Linked DNA regions of Homo sapiens: region 2 is linked to region 1. A link is an interaction called in ENCODE POLR2A ChIA-PET data of the cell type or tissue named here. Cell type or tissue: MCF 10A. All regions are shown on one strand. Each heading gives the region's core, and the rest is flanking DNA. Links, peaks and the distances in the headings are about the cores only. Region 1 holds the start of PSMD7 (proteasome 26S subunit, non-ATPase 7). Region 2 holds the start of LOC124903722 (a long non-coding RNA gene).

Evidence for each region. Peaks named below come from ENCODE experiments on the same cell type or tissue, not always from the same donor. Only the 100,000 strongest peaks of a DNase experiment are listed, where the experiment ranks them.
Region 2: POLR2A ChIA-PET joins it to region 1 with 5 read pairs; 3 of 35 experiments call an interaction of 5 or more read pairs at or near these places.

What each region holds. Positions count from the first base shown.
Region 1 is chr16:74,284,876-74,296,816 of GRCh38, reverse strand. PSMD7 (proteasome 26S subunit, non-ATPase 7) reads right to left here and starts at 3. Exons shown (of 7, transcript NM_002811.5): 1 at 1-3. RefSeq lists enhancers at 1-88, 1-770. In MCF 10A, for the core only: no CTCF peak of the experiment used is centred there; DNase peaks (open chromatin) are centred at 4,806, 5,446 and 6,256.
Region 2 is chr16:74,100,425-74,113,897 of GRCh38, reverse strand. LOC124903722 (a long non-coding RNA gene) reads left to right here and starts at 10,060. Exons shown (of 2, transcript XR_007065119.1): 1 at 10,060-10,101; 2 at 10,546-10,816. RefSeq lists a silencer at 4,621-4,821. In MCF 10A, for the core only: a CTCF peak has its summit at 5,934 (motif pointing right); a DNase peak (open chromatin) is centred at 5,897.

The DNA.
Region 1 (11,941 bases), core at 2,542-7,541:
TCCGGTTCGTCAGCCCTCGCGCGGCCTCCTTCTTCCGCTCCCAGAGTGCCTCGCGCGGCGGGCCCGGATCTTCGCCACCGCCGTCATTTGTGGGCGGAGAAAGGGCTGGAGAAAGGCGGGAATCGCCCCTCGTCCCTCGCCGTGCGTTTCCCTGGACTTAAGGGCCGAAGGGACACCGGCGACTTGACCTCCTGGTATTGGCCTGTACCGTCACCTGCAGAGGCTTTTCGCCTCAATTCCTTCCCAGCACCCTCCCCCCGCCACCCCCCCAAAGTAAATAGTTGACAGTTTACTTTTCTACCACCCGGAAGAAGTTCACTTTTGCTTCAGGTCAAAATCCTCCGCGATTTCTGAGAGGAACTTTAAATCTCTAACATAAGAGCACGCTTTTAATGTAATTTGGTAATTTATCTCATTCTCGTTTTCATTGCCGGGGGAATTTCTCCTTTATCTTTACTGTGGACACTTTGCAATGAACGTGGCAACCTGCAGGTTTCCACCTGTCGTTATATTACTGCGTAACTAGGGCTAGAAGAACGCAATTGTGCCGTTGCTTTTGAAATCAAAATTTACAGAAGCGTTGAAGAAAAGACGGAAGGAAGGCAGTAAGGAAGTATGTTGTGATATGTAGCTAGGAAAGAGAAGACTAAGGTAGACAAAGACTTAAGCTTATTTGCAGGAGGCAAATTATAAGAAAAATCATACAGGTTTATATCGTCTCATTTGAAGTTGCTGTTTCTGTAAACGAAAACAGTACTTAAGCAACCTGAATTATTTACTTATATTTTGTTCTGTTTTTAAACAATTTTTGCTTTCCCTTTATCACCAGAGGATTTTCCCAACATTTTGGCCTCTTGTCTTTTTAAGGTGGACTTCCTGATCTCCAAATGTCAAGGGACACACTCAGTCTCTCTTATTTGTGGGTGGTGAAAAACATTAGCAAAGATTAGACTGAAATTTGGCCACCAATGAGAGACATTAATGTAGTCAGGAGTTTGAATTTGTCTGCATGTGAATTTATCTTTGTCTTCTGTCTGCAACTTGGCTTTATTTTCAGATTTTCTGCTAGATCTGCAAGGAAGTAAATGGCAGGATATGCTTAATATTCATAATTAATTGAAGAGACTCAATGCTATCTTTATTTTTTCATTTTTTTTTTTGGTACAGTTGGTGTCTCACTATGTTGTCCAAGCTGGTCTTAAACCCCCAGCCTCAAGCAATCCTCCCACCTCAGCCTCCCAAACTGCTGGGATTACAGGTGTGAGCTACTGTGCCTGGCCATTCATTCTTAATTATAACTAGAAAGATATAAGGGTTATGTTAATGGGGAAAGAAAACTAAGAATTATTGAATCTATTGAGTGCCTATAATATGCCAGCCCTGGTTCAGACGCAAATATTTAATCCTTTTAATTAATGCTTCTCAAACTTTGATATGCTTACAAATCACCAGGGGACCTTGTTAAAATTCAGATTCTGATTCTGTAGGTCTGAGATGGGACCTGAAATTCTGAGCTTCTAACAAGCTTTCAGGTGAGGCCCATGCTGTGTTAACAAGGCTTGTAACAACCTTACGAAGTCGGTATTTTCTCATTACAAATGAAAATTGTTGCTCAAATGTTGCTCTCGAGGTGGGCTTTTTCTCACGCTTTGAAAAAATTTTGTCTTTCTCCCCCTAATGTGTTTCTGCTTTAGTTTTCTCCATAGTTTTTACCACTTGTGAATAGTTTGTAGAATTTACTTATTCTGTTCATTCTTTGTCTCTCATTAGAATGTAAGCTCTTGTTTAGTTTGTAAACTCCTGTTTACTTTTTTTTTTTTTTTTAAATAAATGAGAGACAGTCTCGCTCTGTCACCCAGTCCGGAATGCAGTGGCACAATCTTGGCTCACTGCAACCTTCACCTCCCAGGTTCAAGCGATTCTCATACCTCAGCCTCCCAAGTAGCTGGGACTACAGGTGAGCGCCACCATGCCCCACTAATTTTTCTATTTTTAGTAGAGATGGAGTTTCACTGTGTTGGCCAGGCTTATCTGGAACTCCTGAACTCAAGTGATCTGCCTGCCTTGGCTTCCCAAAGTGCTGGGATTATAGGTGTGAGCCACTGCACCTGGCCCCTAGTTTACTTTTATATTATCATTGTCTTGAAAAGTGCCTGGCACATAGGAGACATTCAGTAATTACTATATAAATGAATAATTAGTTATGATAGTGAAATGGAAGATGACAATAAGGCTCAGACATTGGGAAGGATCTTTCCAAGATCACATTGCTGGTCAGGATCAAGCCAGGTTTCTGTGACCCCAGTTCCTAATTGGTTGGTGTGCCTGCTTGCAGCAGTCTTAGGCAAAAGAATTGCATTAATTTTATTAAGATACTAAATTTCAAACTTTAGAAAGTGATATATTTTATTTCACACTGAGTTCACTTTGCAGTTGTACTAAGCCTAAGCAAGCTGTTTCGAAGCTTATTGGGTGTCTCCAATCCTGACTCACTGAAGCAGTGTGAAACTGACTATGAGCTTAAAAAATTATTCTAGTTACACATGATCATTGTGGAAAAATGACACTATTCAGATAAATAAAAATGAATATAGAGCTGGGCATGGTGGCCTGTGCCTGTAATCCCAGATACTTGGAAGGCTGAGGTTGGAGGATCACTTGAGCCCAGGAGTTCATGACCCTTCCGAACAGTAGGACCTTGTCACAAATAATTAATTAATTGAAATAAATTAAAATCACCTGAAATCGTACCACATACAGAAAACTAAGATTAACCCTGGCCCAAAGTGCTTTTTTTTTGAGACGGAGTCCTACTCTGTCACCGGGCTGGAGTGCAGTGGCACAATCTCGGCTCCCTGTAACCTCCGTCTCCCAGGTTCAAGTGATTCTCCTGCCTCAGCCTCCCAAGCAGCTGGGACTATAGGCGCATGCCACCATGCCCAGCTAATTTGTTTGTATTTTTAGTAGAGACAGGGTTTCACCATGTTGGCCAGGAAGGATGGTCTCGATTTTGTGATCTGCCTGCCTCAGCCTCCCAAAGTGCTAGGATTATAGGCGTGAACCACCGCGCCTGGCCTAAAGTGCTGTATTTCTTAAGGGATTTCAGCATTAGCTTCCTAATTTCTCTTTTTGCCTTCCAGTTTTGACCTTCTCCCATCTCCATCCTCCACTCTGCAGCCAGACTTATTTTATTGATTGATTGATTGATTGAGACTGAGTTTCACTCTTGTTGCCCAGATCTCAGCTTGCTGCAACCAACACCTCCTGGGTTCAAGCGATTCTCCCACCTCAGCCTCCCTAGTAGCTGGGATTAGAGGTGCCCGCCACCACGCCTGGCTAATTTTTGTATTTTTAGTAGAGACGGGGTTTCATCCTGTTGGCCAGGCTGGTGCTGGGATTACAGGCATGAGCCACTGTGCCCAGCCTTATTTTAACATTTTTAATTTGTTATTTTTTTAAAAGAGTTAGGGTCTCACTCTGTCACCAAGGTTGGAGTGCAGTGGTGCAATCATTAGCTCACTGAAGCCTTGAACTTCTGGGCTCAAATGATCCTCCTGCTTTGGCCTCCCACAGTGTTAGGATTATAGGCGTGAGCCATGGTGCCCAGCCCCAGACATATTTTTAAAACACCCTTTTTAATGGAAAATCCCTACCCTGTGCAAGAGTAGGGAAAATAGTATAATAAAGCCCATGAACCTGTTACTGAGCTTCAAGTCTCCCTCACTTTTCTTAGGTGAACCCTAGTTCCTCTCCTTAAAGGTAGTCACTGGCTACTAGTTTCTGGCGAATCTTTCGGAAAGTTTTTTAAAGATGTATCTTTTGGCATCTGTATGCATAGCTTTCAAAATATGCAAATGGGCTCGGCGCTGCGGCTCACGCCTGTAATCCCAGCACTTTGGGAGGCCGAGGCGGGCTGATCACAAGGTCAGGAGTTGGAGACCAGCTTGGCCAACATGAGGAAACCCCATCTCTACTAAAAATACAAAAAAAAATTAGCCATGCATGATGGTCGGTGCCTGTAATCCCAGCTGCTTGGGAGGCTGAGGTAGGAGAATCACTTGAACCTGGGAGGCGGAGGTTGCAGTGAGCTAAGATCCTGCCACTGCACTCTAGCCTGGGTGACAGAGTGAGACTTCATCTCAAAAAAAAAAAAAATGCAAATGGAGTTTAACTCTACATAAAGTTCTGAAATTTGCTCTTTTGAGTTAATAATTTATCATTAACACACTTCCTTATAGCAAATCTAGGTCTACATCATCATTAATAGCTGCATAGAATGGATTTGATTTCTTCATAATAGATGCCTTCATCTACTCAGAGGCCCAGCTACAACATCATTCTCCATCAGCCTCTGTAGGCCTGGAAAGGGCAAAAGCTGTGCCAACGGTGTTTCTAGAATCTTTAATTTTTCCACTTAGATAATGACTCTTTTGCACTGTAAACTTTGGCAGTCTTCTATAACCAGTATCTCTGATGTTTTTCTCAATACTCACTTAACAATTTAACTCTGTGCCACTCTTCTAAATACTGGTTATATAGGAATAAACAAAACAAAGCTCTTGCCCTCTTTGAACTTATAGTCTTGTTAGAGGAGATAGACTATAAGCAAATAATAAATGTAAATCCTGTATAATATCCCATATGGTGTCAGAAAGTGTGCTCAGTCTGTCAGACATGCTCACCATGATCAAATGTGCCAGGCCCCAATGAATCATGCATCTGGCCTTCATGCCCTGGTTATCTCCTCCAAAATTGACTGTGAGCTTGGGCATGTGACTTGCTCTGGCACATGAGATATTAGCAAGTGTAATACAAACAGAGGCTTGAGTAACACTCTCATGTTGCAGCTTGTTCTCTTGGAATGCCCACTCTTGGAACCCTGAGTCATGTAGAAAAATCTGGCTACTTTGCAGGAGAGACCATATGGAATAGAAGAGGAATGCTTGGCCATTCCCCAGCTATTCCAGCCATTACAGGCAGGGTCCCAAGAAATGAGAGTGAAAAAACCACTGTGGATATTCCAGCCCTAGTAGATAGCATGTGGAGCAGAAGAACTGCCCAGCTGAGCCCAGCCCAGGTTATAAAATTCTGTGAAATAATAAGTCATCGTTGCTGTTTTAAGTCACTAAGTTTTGGGTGGTTTGTTGTGCAGCAACAGATAACAGAAACACTAGGCAATTTGTGAATTCTTTGTGAACCTAAGGTTCTTGGTAAATCCATTATCTGCCACTCAATGCTTGGTTATATAGCTGCTCCCTAAATGTGAGCTCCGTCACTTACTTTCTCTGTTATTTGCTGCATTTACTCTTTCATTTGAGGGTTATTTAGGCCTGTCATGGAATATCGCTCAGCTCAAGTGATATGATCAGAATCTGAAGAGGTTCCTCAAGCTAGGTAGCATTTTGGAAACATTCCAGCAGGACTGAGTTTGAGAGTGTGGAGAAACTGGAACATGGTAGAGAATAAATTCTTGATGCCTCTGGCACCCTTCCCTGTAATCTTTCTCCCTGTCGTCTCCGACTGTGAAGGTAATAGAAAAGAGCGTGGGCTGTGAGTCAGATCTAGATTTGAATTTTGCTTTTCCTATTCACTGGCTAGGATATTTTAAATGGGTCACTTAATCTCTCTACACCTCAATTTCCTCTATGTAAAAGAGGGATAATAATAGTGCCTGACTCGGGTGAGGGGAGCCAGGGATGGGAGACTACTGGGCTGTCCTGAGCAGAGACATATTTAAGAGAGTAGTGAGAAGTTTATGTTGGTTGGGTAGGACCAGTTTATAAAGGGCACAGGATTTTTATTGTAAGTCAGAAAGTGATATGAAAGAAGTGACATTTTTAGAAGATTAATCTAGTAGTAGTATGCAAAGTAGATTCACAGAAAGAGAGCTAGTGCTGGATGTGGTGGTGGCACCTGTAGTCCCAGCTACTTGGGAGGTTGAGGTGGAGTTCAAGACCAGCCTGAGCAACATAGTGAGACCTTGTCTCTGAAAAAAGAAATAATTTTTTTTTTTAAGAGAACAAGGAATCAGGAAAGCTCTGTTAGGAGGAATTTTAAATAATTTAGTATGAGGTGACAAATACCTGGGGTGGCAGAGGGAACAGAAAAAGAAACAGGGAGATGCATTTCAGAGAAAAATGGACAGAAAATGGTGATTGATTGCCTGTGAAAGATGAAGGAATGGATAATAAAAAATTACTTCAAAGTTCCCTGGCTGGGTGGCATGGCTCAAGGCCAAGGTAAGAGGATTGCTTAAGGCCAGGAGTTTGAAACCAGCCTGGGCAACATTTCAAGACCTTGTCTCTCCAAAAAAAAAAAAAAAAAAAAAATTAGCCAAGCATGGTGGCATGCACCTATAGACCTATAGTCCCAGCTACTACTTGGGAGGCTGAGGTGAGAGGATTGCTTGAGCCTAGGAGTATGAGGTTACAGTGAGCTATGATTGTGCCACTGCACTCCAGCCTGGGGGAGAGAGTGAGACTGTCTCTTAAATAAATGAAAATGAAAACTCCTGCTGTTTCATAATTTTCTTTTTTAATTTTTGAAAATATACTTACCAAAAAGATCTAAAAGCATGCTTTCTGTTCCTAAGAGTAATGTCCACTCATTGTTAGAACTTCACGTAGTACAGAAATATAAAACTTATAAAGTAAAAATCTCCCATAATCCCACCACCCACATATAATCACCCCTAACAGTTCGGCATGTGTTCTTCTAGATGAAATGTTTGTTTGAAAGTTCTGAAGAACCTGATTTCAGAGTGTAGTAGCGGCCATTGTGCCTCTTTGTTTTGGGGTTACTCGACTTGATAACACTTCTCATTTTTAATTTTAATCACCTAATCTCATAACTAATTGTAGGCATAATTAGTTACACATTTTGTGGTTGAGTCCCACAATTGCTCAGGAGCCTTCAGCTGTGCATCTTTGAAGACTGACCAGGAGACTTTTGCTCTGAGTCTTGGCCTTCTTCCAGTGTAATCAGGGAGCTTTTGATATTCTTTCTGTGTCTTGTCAATCCCTTTCATTACATGTACTTTTCTTACTTTTGGGAACATTGCTTTGGGTTTTCTTCATTTCTTTTAATATTTTTGATTTGACTATCAGATGACTGCTCTTGCATTCTAAGATAGCAGAACTTTTAGGTTAAGAAGATTTAAGTCAGCTCTCATTGTGTGATGTGTTAAATAAAGCATGCTTGCTGGTGTTTAGTGTCTGATTCAAAGTAGACGTTGTTTCATCTCTTACGTGATGCAATTCAGCATGGGGTAGACGTCTCTATTATGAAAAAAGCGTGAAGGAGTTTCCCTTCTAATTTGTAATTAAGGATTTAGTGGCTATCAGATGATCAAAGATTGGTTTTGATTTTTCTTATGTGTCAAATAAGGTTTAAGAATTGGAGTCTGATGGAAATATCATTTTGACTAAAATGCATAGAGTATAAAGAAGACCACTGGAAATCATAAAGGAGGCATTTTCTACATTGCCACTCCCCTTTTAAAAATATAACTGACTTATAAAATCATCTCTGATATTGTAGCCACTAATGGGGGCTGAATTTATTCAGAGGAATGCAGAAGGGAGGTGTAAGAAATCCATTTTCTTTTGTTCATTGAATTTTGGACTTAACTTTGAGAGAACCTGAAGAGAGTTTGATGATAATACATTTTCCTCTCCTTTGATCATTTTTATCTTTCAGTTTAGGGAGTTAGCCCCCACAGACTACAGCATCTTAAAAGAGTTGTTATTTTTGCTAAGTCCAGAACAAGGAATAACGGTCTTACAAGCATTTCAGCAATACTTTGAACTTTGCAGCCTCTATTTATCATCTTAAGAGATTTTGAAGAAAAAAGAATACATAGCAGAGATGCCACCTTTAGCCTAGGCTGTATGTGTTGTTGAGTTCAGACATCCTTGGGAATGTCTGGCAAACTAAGGTAGGCCCACTAGATCTCTAATTGTATGAGTCGCTGAGAGACCTGCAATGGCACTCATCTTAAGAGTCAGATACACTGGTTTGGCCCAGAAACGCACCCTCAGTTTTTGGAGAGAAAGTAGTGATTCGTGGGATAGTATGAATCTGCCACTCAGAGTTGGCTCTCAGTTCAGCCCCTTATATCTGAGTCCAGAAAGCCATGTTGGTAAGCTTTATGAGAAAACTGAAAGAGCTCTTTCATAAAAGCTCTGTGAAACATTTGGGCACAAGTAGTAGCACTGCTCATGTTATTTCTCTAACAGAGCGTAATCCAAAATGTGGGGAGTGGCTGGGCGCGGTGGCTCACGCCTATAACCCTAGCACACTGGGAGGCCAAGGTGGATGGATCACCTGACATCAGGAGTTTGAGACCAGCCTGGCCGACATGGTGAAATCCTGTCTCTACTAAAAATACAAAAATTAGCTGGTCATGGTGGCACAGTTGATAGCTCAATGAAGGCTGTGGAATGGGGGCTTTCAGGTTTGGTTGCCTGAGCCACCAGTCGTTCTGCTATGACATGGACAGGACCACAGGTGGCAGGAGGAGGAGGCCATAATGGTCGGGGAGACTTCTGCTCTGTGTTGAATTCCATAGCGTAGGATGCCTGAGTCGGCCCGAACTGGAGTCACAGGTATACCTCAGAGGCACTGAGGTGGGACCGGTTGTCCTGAGAGCACCCCTGGAACAGCCTAGCCCAGGAAAGGGTCCCAAGTGCACCAGCCATGAACAGACTTTGGAGGCCAACAAGGCCCCCAGTGACCAGGCCATAGGAGACATTGCATCAGAGACCATCAGACATTGGCCATGGCATGCCCAAGGACCAGTGTGGGGATAGGCCTGTTTCCTTCATGGCCACTGAGTCACGTAAACCCCATCCCTCTCTCCCCATGTGCCTGTACTCCTTAGGGAGAAAAGAGAGGGAAAGGAGGATGCCACTAAGAGATGGAAACTTCTCTTTTATTTTTTTTGAGATGGAGTTTCACTGTTGTTGCTTAGGCTGGAGTGCAATGGTGGGATCTCAGCTCACCACAACCTCCACCTCCCAGGTTCAGGCGATTCTCCTGTCTCAGCCTCCTGAGTAGCTGAGATTACAGGCATGTGCCACCACGCCTAGCTAATTTTGTATTTTTTTTTTTTTTTTTTTTTTTTGAGACGGAGTCTCGCTCTGTCGCCCAGGCTGGAGTGCAGTGGCGTGATCTTGGTTCACTGCAACCTCAGCCTCCCAGGTTCAAGTGATTTTCCTGCCTCAGCCTCCTGAGTGGCTGGGACTACAGGAGTGTGCCACCATGCTCAGCTAATTTTTGTATTTTTAGTAGAGACGGGGTTTTGCCATGTTGGCCAGCCTGGTCTTGAACTCCTGACCTCAAGTGATCCTCCTGCCTCGGCCTCCCAAAGTGCTGGGATTACAGGCGTGAGCCACCACGCCTGGCTGAGATGGAAACATTTCTAAAGAGATTGCTTGCTTTAAACCAATTTGAATATTTAATTTAATTTTGTTTTTGTAGAGATGGTGGTCTTGCTGTGTTGCCCAGTCTGGTCTCAAACTCCAGCCTCAGGCAATCCTCCTGCCTAATTTTTTAAAAGTTATTTTTTCCTATGTAATCAGCATGTGGTGGCTTGTGAAGGAAGGTTAGCTGTGGACAAAAATAAGGGAGCATATTCATTCCCTGCCCATTTGAACGTCAGGTTAACTGAGTTAAGTTTGTGTCCTATGTCGGTAGGTACTGTGATCCCAAACTCTGCGCTTTCTTTTTTTTTTTTTGAGACGGAGTCCTGCTTTATCACCCAGGCTGGAGTGCAGTGGCATGATCTCGGCTCACTGCAACCTCTGCCTCCCGGGTTTAAGTGATTCTCGTGCCTCAACCTCCCAGATAGGTGGGATTACAGGTGCCCAGCACCACGCCTGGCTAATTTTTGTATTTTTAGTTTCACCATGTTGACCAGGCTGGTCTTGAACTCTTGACCTCAGGTGATCCGCCTGCCTCAGCCTGCCAAAGTACTGGGATCACAGGCACAAGCCACTGTGCCCAGCCACTGCACTTTCTTTTCCTTGGGGAACACTGTATGAGGAAACTAGGTGTATTATACTTTGGGTCAGAGGAAGAGAACTCTTAATTTTTTTTTTTTTTTTTGAGACAGAGTTTCACACTGTTGCCCAGGCTGGAGTGCAATGGCATAATCTCGGCTCACTGCAACCTCCGCCTCCCGGGTTCAAGCGATTCTCTTGCCTCCGCCTCCCAAGTAGCTGGGATTACAGGCACCTGTCATCATAGCTGGCTAATTTTTGTATTTTTGTAGAGATGGGGTTTCACCATGTTGGCCAGGCTGGTCTTGAACTCCTGACCTTAAGTGATCCACCTGCCTCGGCCTCCCAAAGTGCTAGGATTACAGGTGTGAGCCAGCCACCACACCCAGCCGAGAACTCTAATTTCTGTAGGAAACTTAGGCAAGACACCCTGAGTTGCTAAGAACCTTTTATGCATTTTCTGTGGTTGTGCCTAATCTGGATGATGATAATAGTCAGTTCATTATCTTTTTGTTGTTTTTTTTGATACAGGGTCGTGCTGTTTGACCCAGGCTGGTGTGCAGTGGTGTGATCATAGCTCACTGCAGCCTTAAACTCCTGGGCCCAAGCAATCCTCTCACTTCAGCCTCCCGAGTAGCTGGGACTACAAGCATGTGCCACCATTCCTGGCTAATTTTTTTATTTTTTATTTTTTTGTAGAGATGGAGTCTCACTATGTTGCCCAGGCTGGTCTTGAACTCCTGGGCTCAAGCGACTCTCCTACCTTGGCCTCTATTAAAATATCTTAAGCCTAAAACTCATTCCTGAATTCCAATCTGGATAGGCTTCTGCCTACAGGACCTCCCCACTTACTGTGTTATCCAGTCCCTGTTTGTTCTCAGGCTCCCATGGTACAATGAGGGATCCTGGAGGGCGGGGATTTTGTGCAATCATTTCGTATCTCAAGGCAGGCCAGTGCTAGGCACATAATAAGTCTCAGTCATAAATACTTGTTGAATGAACGAAATTCTCAAAGCCATGTTTTTAAAAACTTCTAATAATTTTATGATTATTATAATTTGATTCTTTCCAGGAATGTAGGTAAGTGAACATTTGTATTGCTAAGAGGTCTTGTGTACACGGTGCTGACCTTTCAGTTGGTTCTGAATGTTTTAAATTTTTTCGTACTTCTGAGCAAGCCTCAATGACTGAACACGTGGCCCTCAATTTGTCTTCTTCAGTTTAACCTCCTTAAAGGTGGGGCTTATGTTTTGCTACATATAGTACAGTGATATGGGAATCCTAATACATGTAAGAAATATGAAGTACTAGTTTGATATAGTTTGGATATTTGGCCCCACCCAAATCTCATGTTGAATAATGATATGGTTTGGCTCTGTATCCCCGCCCAGTTCTCATGTCATATTGTAGTTCTCAGTGTTGGAAGGGGGGCCTGTTGGGAGGTGATTGGGTCATGCGGGCAGATTTCCCCCCTGGGTGCCATTCTCATGATAGAGTTCTCATGGGATCCAGTTGTTTAGAAGTGTGTAGCACCCCCCCAGTCTCTCTCTTCCTCTTGCTCCTGGCCACGTGAGGTCCCAGCTCTCCCTTTGCCTTCTGCCATGATTGTAAGTTTCCTGAGGCCTCCCAAGAAGTCAAGCAGTTGCCACCATCATGCTTCCTGTACAGCCTGCAAAACCATGAGCCAATTAAGTCTCATTTCTTTATAAATGGGGATGGATTCCTCATGGCTTTGTGCAGTCTTTGTGATAGTGAGTGAGTTCTCGTGAGATCTGGTCATTTAAAAGTGTGTTGCACCTTCCTGGCCCTACTCTCTCTCTTGCTGTTGCTTTCGCCATAGGAGTGCCTACTCCTGCTTTGCCTTCGGCTGTGAGTAAAAGCTTTCTGAAGCCTCCCCAGATCAGATGCTGGCACCATGCCTTCTGTACAGCCTGCAGAAC
Region 2 (13,473 bases), core at 3,265-8,264, 180 kb after region 1:
GAGATTCTTGGAGAACAAGCACTGCCTAATAAATGCATGGTGTCATCACTGTCATCGCTTGATCTATTTAATGTTACTGGGAGTATCAAGGCAGGCTATGTCTATTTCTTTCCTCATCTGTTCTCTGCATTATCTCCTTACGCTTTCCCTGAATGGGCTACGTGGGATTCGCCTTCATGGCACTGTGTTCTGGCTTTCATTTCTCTATCAGCCCATCTTTCTCCAGATGGCTTGTGATCTCACCGCTCACTAAGCGCTTTTCAAATTCAGATCGCTTTTACCGTTAGATTTGCTGATGACTACTGATCTGTAACATTCTTGTTCCCTAGAAGAATGGAAAAACAAATGTTGCCAAATTGTATAATAATTTAAAGACAAAGCATACGTGGTCTAGTAGGGAAGGCTTTTTTGGTTCAAGCATGGGACAATGTATAATATTGACACATAATTTGTATACTTTTTGGAAAACTGTATTTCATCACCTAGGTATTTATCTACATTATATTTATTCCCTGGTGGCATCCCAGATATGTTGTATCACAAAGATAACCTGCTGATGACCTATTCAAACTAAAAATGTAGCACGAGGCCACGCTCAGTGGCTCACGCCTGTAATGCCAGCACTTTGAGAAGCCGAGGTGGGCAGATCACTTGAGGTCAGGAGTTTGAGACCAGCCTGGCCGACATGGCGAAACCCTGTCTCTACTAAAAATACAAAAAAATTTGCTGGGCATGGTGGTGCTTGTCTGTAATCCCAGTTACTCAGGAGACTGAGGCAGGAGAATCACTTGAACCTGGTGGGGCACAGGTTGCAGTGAGCCAAGATCACGCCACTGCACTCCAGCCTGGGCAACAGAGCAAGACTCTGTCTCAAAAATAAATTAAAAAATCAATCAATCAATAAATCAATCAATAAAATAAAAATGTAGCATGAGGGCAGGGATAGAAGAAATTAAAATTTTAAAAAATTTTAAAAATCGATTTAAGGGGTACAAGTGCAGATTCCTTACCTGCATGTATTGTATAGTGATGAATCTGGGCTTTTAGTGTCCCCGTTACCTGAATAGTGAACAGTGTATCCAATAGATGATTTTTCAGCCCTCACCCCCTTCCCCCCTCCCACCCTCGCACCTTTTGCAGTCACCAATGTCTGTTACTCTATTCTGTATACCCATGTGGACCCATCGTTTAGTTCCCACTTGTAAGTGAGAACATGTGCCATTTGACTTTTTCTTTCCCTCCCTTTCTCTCTCTTTCTCTCTTTCTCTCTCTGTCTCTCTTTCCTTCTTTTTTTGAGTTTCGCTCTTGTTGCCCAGGCTGGAGTGCAGTGGTGTGATCTCGGCTCACTGTAACCTCTACCTCCCGGGTTCAGGTGATTCTCCTGCCTCAGCCTCCTGAGTAGCTGTGATTACAGGTATGCACCACGATGCCGAGCTAATTTTTTGTATTTTTAGTAGAGACAGGGTTTTGCCATGTTGGCCAGGCTTGTCTTAAACTTCTGACCTCAAGTGATCCACCTGCCTCGGCCTCCCAAAGTGCTGGGATTACAGGCTTGAGCCACGGTGCCTGGACTGACTTTCTGTTTCTGAGTTACTTCACTTAGGATAATGGCCTTCAGTTCCATTTATATTGCTGCAAAAGACATTATTTCATTTGTTTTTATGGCTGAGTAGTATTCCGGGGTGTGTATGTGCCATGTAGTCTTTATCCAATCCTCCACTGTTGTTGTTGGACACTTTGGTTGATTCCATAACGTTGTTTTGTGGATAGTGCTGTGATAAACATACAAGGGCAGGTATCTTTTTGATATGATTTCTTTCCCATTGGGTATATATACCCAGTAGTGGAGTTGCTGGATCAAATGCTAGTTCTATTTTTAGGGAGAGCTTATTTTTTAAAAAAGAGATTGCTGAAGTTTTCTTCTGCTGCTAGAAATAAGAATATAGATCCTCTTACATTGTTTCTCTTATAAATAATTCATAAGCCCATTTTCTTTTCTTTTCTTTTCTTTTCCCTTTTTCTGAGACAGGTCTTGCTCTGTTGCCCAGGCTGGTGTACAGTAATGTGATCATGGCTCACTGCAGCCTTGCCCTCCCAGGCTCAGGTGATCCTACCACCTCAGCCTCCGAAGTAGCAGAGACCACAAGTGCACACCATCATTATTTGTAGAGATAGGATATCCCTATGTTACCCAGGCTGGTCTTGAACTCCTAGGCTCCAGCAGTCCTCTAGCCTCAGCCTCCCAAAGTGCTGGGATTACAGGCATGAGTCATCATGCCTAACCAGCGATTTTTTTTCTTAGTGGAAAAAGATGTCCACTAATTCTCTAAGACTTTGTGTCTTTGTTCTATAGATGCACTTGGTAGATTTTCATAGGATTTTTGTGATCTTGCAACCCCAAAATGGGAAAAAAATATATTTTATATATATAATAAATATATAAAATATATATTTAAATATAATATAATATATAATATATTATATAATATATATTTTATATATTTATATAAAATTATAAATTAAAATTTATATATTATATATTATATATTTTATATAATATATAATATATAATATAATAATGTTATATATTATATAATATATAATATATAATATAATAATGTTATATATTATATAATATATAATTAATTTTGTTATATATTATATAATATATAATATAATTTATTATATATTATATAATATATAATATAATTTATTATATATTATATAATATATAATAAATTATATCAATATATAATAAATTATATCAATATATAATAAAATAAATATATTATAAATTTATATAATATATTTTATATATTATATTAAAATATATTTTTATATATTTATAATATATATATTTTATATAATATATAGTATATAAAAATGTATTTATATATTAAATACATATTTATATGTAAATATATATAATTAAGTATACATTTATATGTAAATATATATAATTAATTATATATTTATATGTAAATATATATTAAATATATATTTACATATATGTAAATATATATTTAATATATATTTACATATAAATATATATTAAATATATATTTATATAATATATAATTAAATATATATAAATATATAATTAAATATATATTTATATGTAAATGTATAATTAAATATATATTTATATAATATATAATGAAATATATATTATATAATATATAATTAATTATATATTATATAATATATAATTAAATATATATTATATAATATATAATTAAATATATATTATATAATATATAATTAAATATATTTATATAATAAATATCTATAATTAAATATATATTTATATAATATATAACTAAATATATATTTATATAGTAAATATCTATAACTAAATATATATTTATATAATATCTATAACTAAATATATATTATATAATATCTATAACTAAATATATATTTATATAATATCTATAACTAAATATATATTTATATAATATCTATAACTAAACATATATTTATATAATAAAGATATATAACTAAACATATATTTATATAATAAAGATATACAACTAAACATATATTTATATAATAAAGATATATAACTAAATATGTCTTTATATAATAAAGATATATAACTAAATATGTCTTTATGTAATAAAGATATATAATAAAGGTATATAATTATATGTCTTTATGTAATAAAGGTATATAATTATATGTCTTTATGTAATAAAGGTATGTAATTATATGTCTTTATGTAATAAAGGTATGTAATTATATGTCTTTATGTAAGAAAGATATAATTATATGTCTTTATGTAAGAAAGATATAATTATATGTCTTTATGTAATAATTATATGTCTTTATGTAATAAAGAAATAATTATATGTCTTTATGTAATAAAGATATAATTATATGTCTTTATGTAATAAAGGTATATAATTATATGTCTTTATGTAATAAAGGTATATAATTATATACATGATATATAATTATATATTTATATAATAAAGATATATAATTATATATGACATATAATTATATATTTATATAATAGATATATAATTATATATCTATTATATAAATATATAATTATACATATCTATTATATAAATATATAATTATGTATATTTATTATATAAATATATAATTTATATATTTATATAATAAATATGTAATTAAATATATATTTATATAATAAATATATAAAATTAAATATATGTTTATATAATAAATATATAATTATATGTTTATATAATAAATATATAATTATATGTTTATATAATTATATATATTTATACAATAAATATAATTATATATGTTTATAAAATAAATATAATTATATATGTTTATACAATAAATTTAATTATATATGTTTATATAATAAATATATATATGTTTATATAATAAATATAATTATATGTTTATATAATAAATATAATTATATGTTTATATAATAAATATAATTATATATATTTATATACCCAATGGGAATTTTTTGGCTGCAAGCAACAGAAAGTTCAACTTAAACCAACTTAATTTAAAAAAATGAACGAATTGGCTCATATACCTAAAATGTCCATGGAGGCTTCAGGCACATTTGGTTCCAGGAATTTTGGTGGTGTCATCGGACTCAACTTATTCTCTTGCATCTTTATTTCCTTTCCTTTGTTTTCGTTTATTCTCAAGCAGGCTGCTACCTGTGTTGGCAAAGTGGTTCCCAGAAGCTCCAGGTTGATATGCCTTTCCCAGGAGAAGGAGAACATTTTTATCTTGGACTCTCTAGCAATGAACTAGGGATTAGTTCTGATTAGACTTGTGGTATGGGCCATAACTGCTATTAGGGGGATGGGATAGCCTGATTGACAAGGCCTGGATCATGTGCCTGCCCCTGGATCTGGATGTGAATTTGACTACTCCTGAACCATAGATACACAGGATTGGGCTGGGGGTAATTTCCAAAGGAAAACCTAGATGCAGAATGTGGGATAGGCAAAAACAGCAACTGTCTACCACAAATGGCAACTCAGAAGAATCAGATGACTTTTTTGGGGCATGGAAGACCTGCTCTCTATATAAAGAAAAGCAGTGTATATAGGAAGGCTGGGTCTTTTTAGTCCTAGCATTGCCTTATGGAGTAGTCAGAATTGGCCCAAATTATGAGATATTTTAAGCTTGATAATTTAATATATTAAAAATAATGACTCTATATTCAAATATTTAATTTTTGCTCCAGAATATGAAAATAATTCTCATTTATTTACAATTCAAGAAGAAATGATTAGCCACACTCCAAATCTGGAAATGTGACTTACTGACATGTTATACGATGGTGACTCTCTCCTTTTCTTTTTCTTTTCTTTTCTTTCTTTCTTTTTTTTCAGGGTCTTGCTCTGTCCCCCAGGCTGGAGAACGGTGGCGTGATTATGGCTCACTGCAGCTTTGACCTCCTGGGCTCAAGAGATCCTCCTATCTCAGCCTCCTGAGTGGTTGAGATCACAGGTGTGCACCAGCACGCCTGGCTAATTTTAAGATTTTTTGTAGAGACAGGGTCTCCCTGTGTTGCCCAGGCTGCTCTTGAACACCTGAGCTCAAGCGAATCTCTCGCCTCGGCCTCCCAAATTGTTGAGATTGCTGTTAAGTAGAAAAGTCTTTAAGGCAGAGAACTTTACTCCCCCGAAATAATCTGTGCTTCTTAGAAGCAAAATTTCTGTTTGCTTCTATTTGACGTTGAACCGAAGAAGGTGAGCCCTTTATGGAGAGGGAAAATACTGGCATTTGCAAATTAAGCTGCTGAGAGCTGTCCTTAAAGTTCATTTGGGAATGCAATTTCCTCATAATAGTGTCTTGGCACATAAACGTGTCGAGACTGACTCACGGATTTGGAAGTTGATTTTTATTTGAGGAGGTGGAAGTGAAAGGAAAGACGAGCTAGTAATGACCCTGTTATCCCTCCCCCACCAGCAGGGGGAGGTAGGATTGCGCTTGCTGTTGTTAGCCATGCAGGCAAGAAATCTGGCTTCTGGACGTTAGGAAGCATTTCTGATCGTTAGGTAGCAACTGCTCTACTTACCGAGGAGGAAATTTCCAGGTGCAGAGGCCTGCAAGAATGAGGGAGGGAAGTTCTGCCAGTAGATTAGAACCATGTAATCCCAGCATGTTGGACGCACAGGGATTTTTGAGATCATCTGGTCTGACCTGTCATCTCATGCAAGAAGAGAGTGGACTTTTTAGAGGTGACATGACTTGTGCAGACTAGTTTTTGGTCTATATGAGTGGTAGATGGCAAAATGGGAAAGGCATGAATGACCCTTGGAGTGAGAGAGAACAGTGTGTAGTTTCCAGTTTTCTCACTCGCTAAGCATGCAGGCTTGAGCTGGTTGCTCAGCATCCAGGTGCTTTTTGTTTGTTTGTTTGTTTTGAGACAGAGTTTCGCACTGTTGCCCAGGCTGGTGTGCAGTGGCGTGATCTCGGCTTGCAGCAACCTCCGCCTCCCAGGTTCAAGCGAGTTTCCTGCCTCAGCCTCCCGAGTAGCTAGGATTACAGGTGCCCGCCACCACTCCCGGCTAATTTTTTTGTAGTTTTAGTAGACATGGGGTTTCACTATGTTGGCCAGGCTGTTCTCAAACTCCTGACCTTGTGATCCGCTCACTTCGGCCTCCCAAAGTGCTGGGATTACAGGCGTGAGTCACCGCGCCCGGCCCCAAGTGCTTCTTACATAACATTGTAGAGTGGGGCGTTAACTGGAATAATGGAGGGGAAGCAGCTACTGGATTGCCTGCACATAGTGTGTGCACTCAGTAACTTCTAATAGCTTCCCCCATGCTGGGAATATCTGACTTCCCTTTGTTGAAATTATTTCATTCCCATCTTAAAGTGCTCTTGTGAACCTTCACTTCATAAAACCCAGCACAATGCCATTGATCAGTGCCAACAATTCACTCATTTTGTTGATTTTGTGTTTTTGAAACCAACCCTTGGGCCAGGCGCAGTGGCTCACACCTGTAATCCCAGCACTTTGGGAGACTGAGGTGGGAGGATTGCTTGAAGCCAGGAGTTCGAGAACAGCCTGGACAACATGGTGAGACCTCATCTCTACAAAAAATAAAAAGATTAGACAGATGTTGTGTTGCACGCCTATAGTCCCAGCTACTTGGGAGGCCGAGATGGGAGGATCTCTGGAGCCCATGGATTTGAGGTTGTAGTGAGCCATGATTGTGCCACTGCACTCCAGCCTGGGCAACAGAGTGAGATCTTATCTCCAAAAAAATATTTCTTTAAAAAAAGAAACCAATCCTTCCCCATGAAGACAGGACAGGTCCGAGTTCATATTGACTTGGTAACATTAGGTGCTTTGTGTATTAAACAAATCCGTGCGCATGAGCATTTCACATTCCAAAATGGAGGTCAACACGCATATAAATACAGGTGTATACAGAGCTCGCCTGGGCTGTCGCCCACCTTTCACACTGCCCCTCTTACCCCGTCACCCTCCTGTGCCAGGTTCCTGCCACACGGGCCTTCGTGACCTTCCTCCAAAAGGTCAGACTAGCTTCTGTGCTATAGTCTGTGTCTGTGTTCCCTCTGCGGGGAAGGCACTGCTCCCATCCTGCTTGTCTCCTTCTTGTTATTCAGGTCCTTTTGGGGAGGTTTTTGCTGATCAGCCAATCTGAAAGCGACCCCTAGTCTTTTTCTATCACATCAACCTGTTCCATTTTCGATAGCACTTGTTACGTGTTTGTGTATTTATTGTGTAGTGTCTGTTTCCTCCCATTGGACTGTTCACTATGTAGTTAACATAGAGGACTGGACGCGGTGGTTCATGCGTGTAATCTCAGCACTTTGGGAGGCCGAGGCAGGCAGATCATTTGAGGCCAGGAGTTCGAGACAAGCCTGGCCAACATGGCAAAACCCCATCTCTACTAAAAAAAAAAAAAAAAAAAAAAAAAAAAAATTAGCTAGGCGTGGTGACAGGCACCTGTAATCCTGGCTACTTGGGAGGCTGAGGCAGAGAATCTCTTGAACCTGGGAGGCGGAGGCTGCAGTGAGCCGAGAGCACACCTCTGCACTCCAGCCTGGGTGACAGAGTGAGACTCCATCTCAAACAAAACAAAACAAACAAAAAAAATAGGGCCTTCATTTTTCTCATTTTCCACTGCATAACCAGTGTCTAAAGCAGTGCCCAGCACACAGGTAGGCCCTTAGTAAATTGCCATTGGATGAATGAAGGACTGAATTTGAACAAACCATGCGGACAGCAGCATACATTATGGGAAGAGACCTGGGCTGGCATTTCAAGCTACTTTCACTCCAGACTGCATGACCTTCAGAGAGAATTCCAGTTTTTGAATATCACTTTTCTGATAAAATAAAGAGGTTAAACTAGATCACATAAGGTTCCTTTCAGCTCTTTATTCTGCAGTTGTATGTTGGTTTTCTTCCGTGCTGAACAATCTAATAGGAATTTACTGTTACAAGTCAAGGTGGTTTTTAGGTGGCTTCTGTGTATCAAAGCACAAACTACATGCCAGGCAATGGCTGATGGCTCTGGAGAGTCAGACAATAGGTGAGAAGGCGGCATTATCTAAGAAAGAAGGAATCGCTTTAGGTAGGGTGAAGTATTCCACTGCCAGTGGAAGATGTGTCTATCCATAAACACTAAGGAATCTTTTTGATAAATGGTAGAAGGCTAATTGCAATTAAAACAAAATTGCCCTTCCAGGCAGGGCACGGTGGCTCACGCCTGTAATCCCAGCACTTTGGGAGGCTGACGGGGTTGGGTCACGAGGTCAGGAGTTCGAGATCAGCCTGACCAACATGGTGAAGCCCTGTCTCTACTAAAAATACAAAGATTAGCTGGGCGTGGTGGTGCACACCTGTAATCCCACCTACTCAGGAGGCTGAGGCAGGAGAATTGCTTGAATCTGGGAGGCGGAGTTTACAGTGAGCTGAGATTGTGCCACTGCACTCCAGCCTGGGCGACAGAGCAAGACTCTGTCTCAAAACAAAAAACAACTAAAAAAAAAAAAAACATAATTGCCAAACCAAATTATTCCTACTGGCCAAGTGCCGTGGCTCACACCTGTGATCCCAGCACTTTGGGAGGCCGATCCATGCAGATCACTTGAGGTTAGGAGTTTGAGAACAGCCTGGCCAACATGGTGAAACCCTGTCTCTACTAATAATACAAAAATTAGCCAGGCGAGGTGGCGTCCACCTGTAATTCCAGCTAGTTGGGAGGCTGAGGCATGACAATCTCTTGAACCTGGGAGGCGCAGGTTGTAGTGAGCCGAGATCCTGCCACTGCACTCCAGCCTGGGCAACAGGGTGAAACGTGTTTCAAAAAACAAACAAAAACTCACAAATATTCCTGCCTATGTAATTTTAGGGAGAGTTATGTAAAATTAACGTTTAAGCCTCTCCTTTTGTGATTTCCTTTATTAACAAACAATAACAATTTGCAGAATTGCTTTCCTTTCTCCATACCATTTTACCTTTCAGAATAGGATGTGTTAAATCAAGTATAGCCTACAGCTGCCTCCTTATATATTTTAAGTTCTTATATATTTTAAGTTTGGCTTAACTGAGTTATGGCCAAAGGGGGACAAGTGTTCAAACTGTGTTCAAATCAGGCAACGGCTGAGCTGAAACCAATCTGGCTGTGTTTGTCCCTCACTTCCATTTTCCGGACATCACTTTCCTTTTTCTGTCTATAAATATTCTCCCACCACATGGCTGTGCTAGAGTCTCTCTGAGCCTACTCTTGCTCAGGAGGCTGCCTGATTTGTGTCTGGTTCTCTGCTCAGTTAAACTCTCTTAATTTAATTTGCTAAGATTTTTAGCAGGTGTATTGTTTAAATACTCTGTATTAGTTTCCTATTACTGCTTTAATAAATTACCACAAACTTAGGAGTTTAAAAGAATGCAAATTTATCTGTTAGCTCTGATGATAGGTCAGAAGTACAAAGAGGGCTCTCTCTGCCTGAGAGTAAGATCTCATGGGGCTGTGTTTTTTCTCTAGGCTCACTCTCTCACCTAGGCTGGAGTGCAGTGGTGTGATCCTGGCCTACTGCAACCTTGTTCTCCTGGGCTCAGGAGTTACTCCCATCTCAAATGCCCAAGTAGCTGGGACCACAGGTGTGTGCCACCATGCCCAGCTAATTTTTGTATTTTTAGTAGAGATGGGGTTTCACCATGTTTTCCAGGCTAGCCTTGAACTCCTGAGCTCAAACAATCTGCCCGCCTCAGCCTCCCAAAGTACTGGGATTACAGGCATGAGCCACTGCCCTTTCTCCATCTTCAGAGCCAGCAGCAGCCAGTGTTGGGGCTTAGAAAACAATACCCCAAAATATGGCACATGGGCATACTGAGTACTTTGAACACTAGGACATTGGAAGCCCTCAGAAGCAGGCTCAGAAACAAAGTCTCCTCTCTGACCTTCTCTTGTCCTCCTGTCACCCAACCCCTGTTCCCCCTCCAAAGTCTTAGAAACCAGAATTCCTCTTCCCCAAGGTAGATCCTAGTAATTAGAAACCCTCTCATTAAACCTAGTAATGTCACTCTCTGCTTTCTCCTTTGAAGATGCTCATTCCAGAGGGGTCCTGCCCCATACCCAAGAGGAAGGAATGCTACCCAGAGAGGCCAAGAAGAATCTGCATAGACAAGCCTTGTGTGTTCCCCACTTAGTCTATCACAATTAGATTCTTCTCTTTGTCCAGTCATGTTTCTACCTGGTTGCCATTCCTCATTGAACCTAAACATAAAATCAGTTTCCCCTTGGTGTTTAGGTCTTCATTTCTGATGGCTCCTGTGTCCTGTATAACTTTGATTAAATAAATTTATTATGCATTGATATGGTTTGGTATGTCTTCACCCAAATCTCTTCTTGAATTGTAGTTCCCATGATCCCCATGTGTCCTGGGAGGGACCAAGTGGGAGGTAACTGAATCATGGGGGCGGTTACCTCCATGCTAGTCTTGTGATAGTGAGTGAGTTCTCACAAGATCTGATGGTTTTATAAGGAGCTTTCCCTCCTTCTGCTTGGCACTTCTCCTTGCTGCTGCCATGTGAAGAAGGACATGTTTGCTTCCCCTTCCACCATGATTGTAAGTTTCCTGAGGCTTCCCCAGCCATGCTGAACCGTGAGTCAATTAAACCTCTTTCCTTTTTAATTACCCAGTCTTGGGTATGTCTTCATTAGCAGCACGAGAACAGATGAATATAGCATTTCTCTTGTTAACCTGTTTATTGTTATAAGAATGTTGGCTCTGACCTTTATAATGGATATGAAAAAGTATTGCACCTTTCTGTCTCTATACTGGTTAAGTCTTTCTCACATCATGTCCCTTTGATACCCACTCTCCTGCCTCCCTTTTCCACATTTAGAGACCCTTGTAATTACACTGCACCCACCTGGATAATCCAGGATTATCTCCTTATTTTAAGGTCAGCTGATTAGCAACCTTAATTCCATCTGCTACCTTAATTCCTCTGTGCCGTGCATTGTAACATCTTCACAGGTTCTGGGAAATAGGGCATGGACATTTTCTATTGTTCTGCCTATCACACATGCCTATAAGAAAAAGAGCAACCACTAAAGAAAAGCAGATTCTAAGGCATTTGCTGAAATGTAACAGTGTATGTATTAATATGTGAGAACAGCCACATTGCTGTTTTAATTAAGAAAAAAGGTGATAGTATCTACTTTGTTTTATTGAAGACCTACCACCATGGAAGGAAAAAATGTTCCTAGTACCTGGCTGAAAATACCACCAGTTGGGGATTTGTGTGCCAGATTTCAGAAAACATCCTGTAACTCTTTTGTTTGCCCATCAGCACTGTCTTCTGTGTGTGAAGTTGGTAGAAAGCAGACAGTCCCATTTACAGAGCTAGTTTGTCTATAGACCATGTTCACAAATGTAGTTTTGTTGAAACCCTTTTGTCCTGCAACTTTGGCTTCAAATGATTTCTTCAAGAATCTACAGCTATGACCAACTACACAATAGAAACCAATTATATTCCCCTGTGGAGCATCAGATGTAAATTTCTGCTTTGCCTACTTTATAGCAAGAAACACAGAGGAGGGAAAAGTTAACTTCTGGCCCTGATTCATCACTTTTATTGAAGTTAAATTCTTTTGTTTTAATGCACACTTGATTGAGCAAGCATTTATTGAGGCAGTTATGGTTTGTAGGAGAAAGAGACAGTTGAAGAAAGAACAAACGAATCTAATGTAAATCAAATACTTAGCCCTTTTATAGGAACTACAAAGCCTTAAATGTGTGTTCTTAACAGTAATTTTTACAAAACTCCAATAGGAAGCTTTGACAGTGATTGTTTCTGCAGGGAGATGGGTTTTTCCTTTCACATGCTAATCACCTGCTCCTGGTGATATTTCTCTCCTTGACTGCAGTCTTGGAATTGAATAATTTATGGAATGAATTTTGTTGTAAATTTACTGTGTCACAAGCAGGTTGTAATTTCACTAACAGTTCACTTAAGTTATTAAGTTAAAAAAAATGTGGTTGATAGGATAGTGCATTTGGAGGTCCCCCCAGCCCCCCAGGAAGTTCACATCTTATATATTTTCAAAACAGAGTACTTGCCTAATTTTTATTCAGAATCTGATATGAGAAAAGGAGGTACACATTAACATAAGTAGAATTGCATTTGCACACTATTGTTGAATTTTGGAAGTCGTAAACAAATTATTGAAGATTTTATAGAGACAGAAATAGCATTAAACCCACGGTGCTGTGGCGCTGCTGCCATTGTCTTCTGAGTAATTGTCCCCAGCTTGCTGATGACAAATGAAGAGTCGGTGGTGTGAAGGTGAAAATGCCCCTGGGAGGGAGAAAAGCCACATTAATCCCTTTAAATGTTGCTTCAACTTTGAGGTTAAGATAATGGCAAATTATCAGTCTCCCAAATCTTATCCGATCCAAATGGACTACAAGGAGAATAAAAACAAAAAAATCTTTAAAAATCTCTCACAGGGGTATCTGATTGGCTCCATCTACATTCACTGTGTTCCCAGGGCTTCCCTTTTAATGGCTGTTCTGCTGTGATAAGAGGCAACATTTGGCCACTGCAGAAACCTCTGCATAGTTTCTGCCCCAGATCCTTCAGCATTCAGCAAACATGCATTTAAGGCCTCCTGTTATTTACATTGAAATTTTTCTATTGACCCTGCCAGTGTGAATGAATTTCAAACAAGTCGTTTCTTTCTCTGTATAGATTATTTCCCTAGGTTCCTGGTAGGGGTTACTTTTAATTCCTCTGGGAGTTCCCTCTATTCTTGTTAGCACCCTGAGGATTTGCTTTCTGTGTTCCACCCTGGTGCCTCATGTGTGGCCCCCTCTTCCTGCACCCAGCCCTGGGTATTCCAACTCCTGCGCAGGGGATGCTGGGTAATAGCCACTATTCTTGAACAGGAATACTTTTTAGGCCTTCAGAATAGACATTTTCACCATCTGTTACATAGAATCTAGAAATGTGATGAGAAAACAG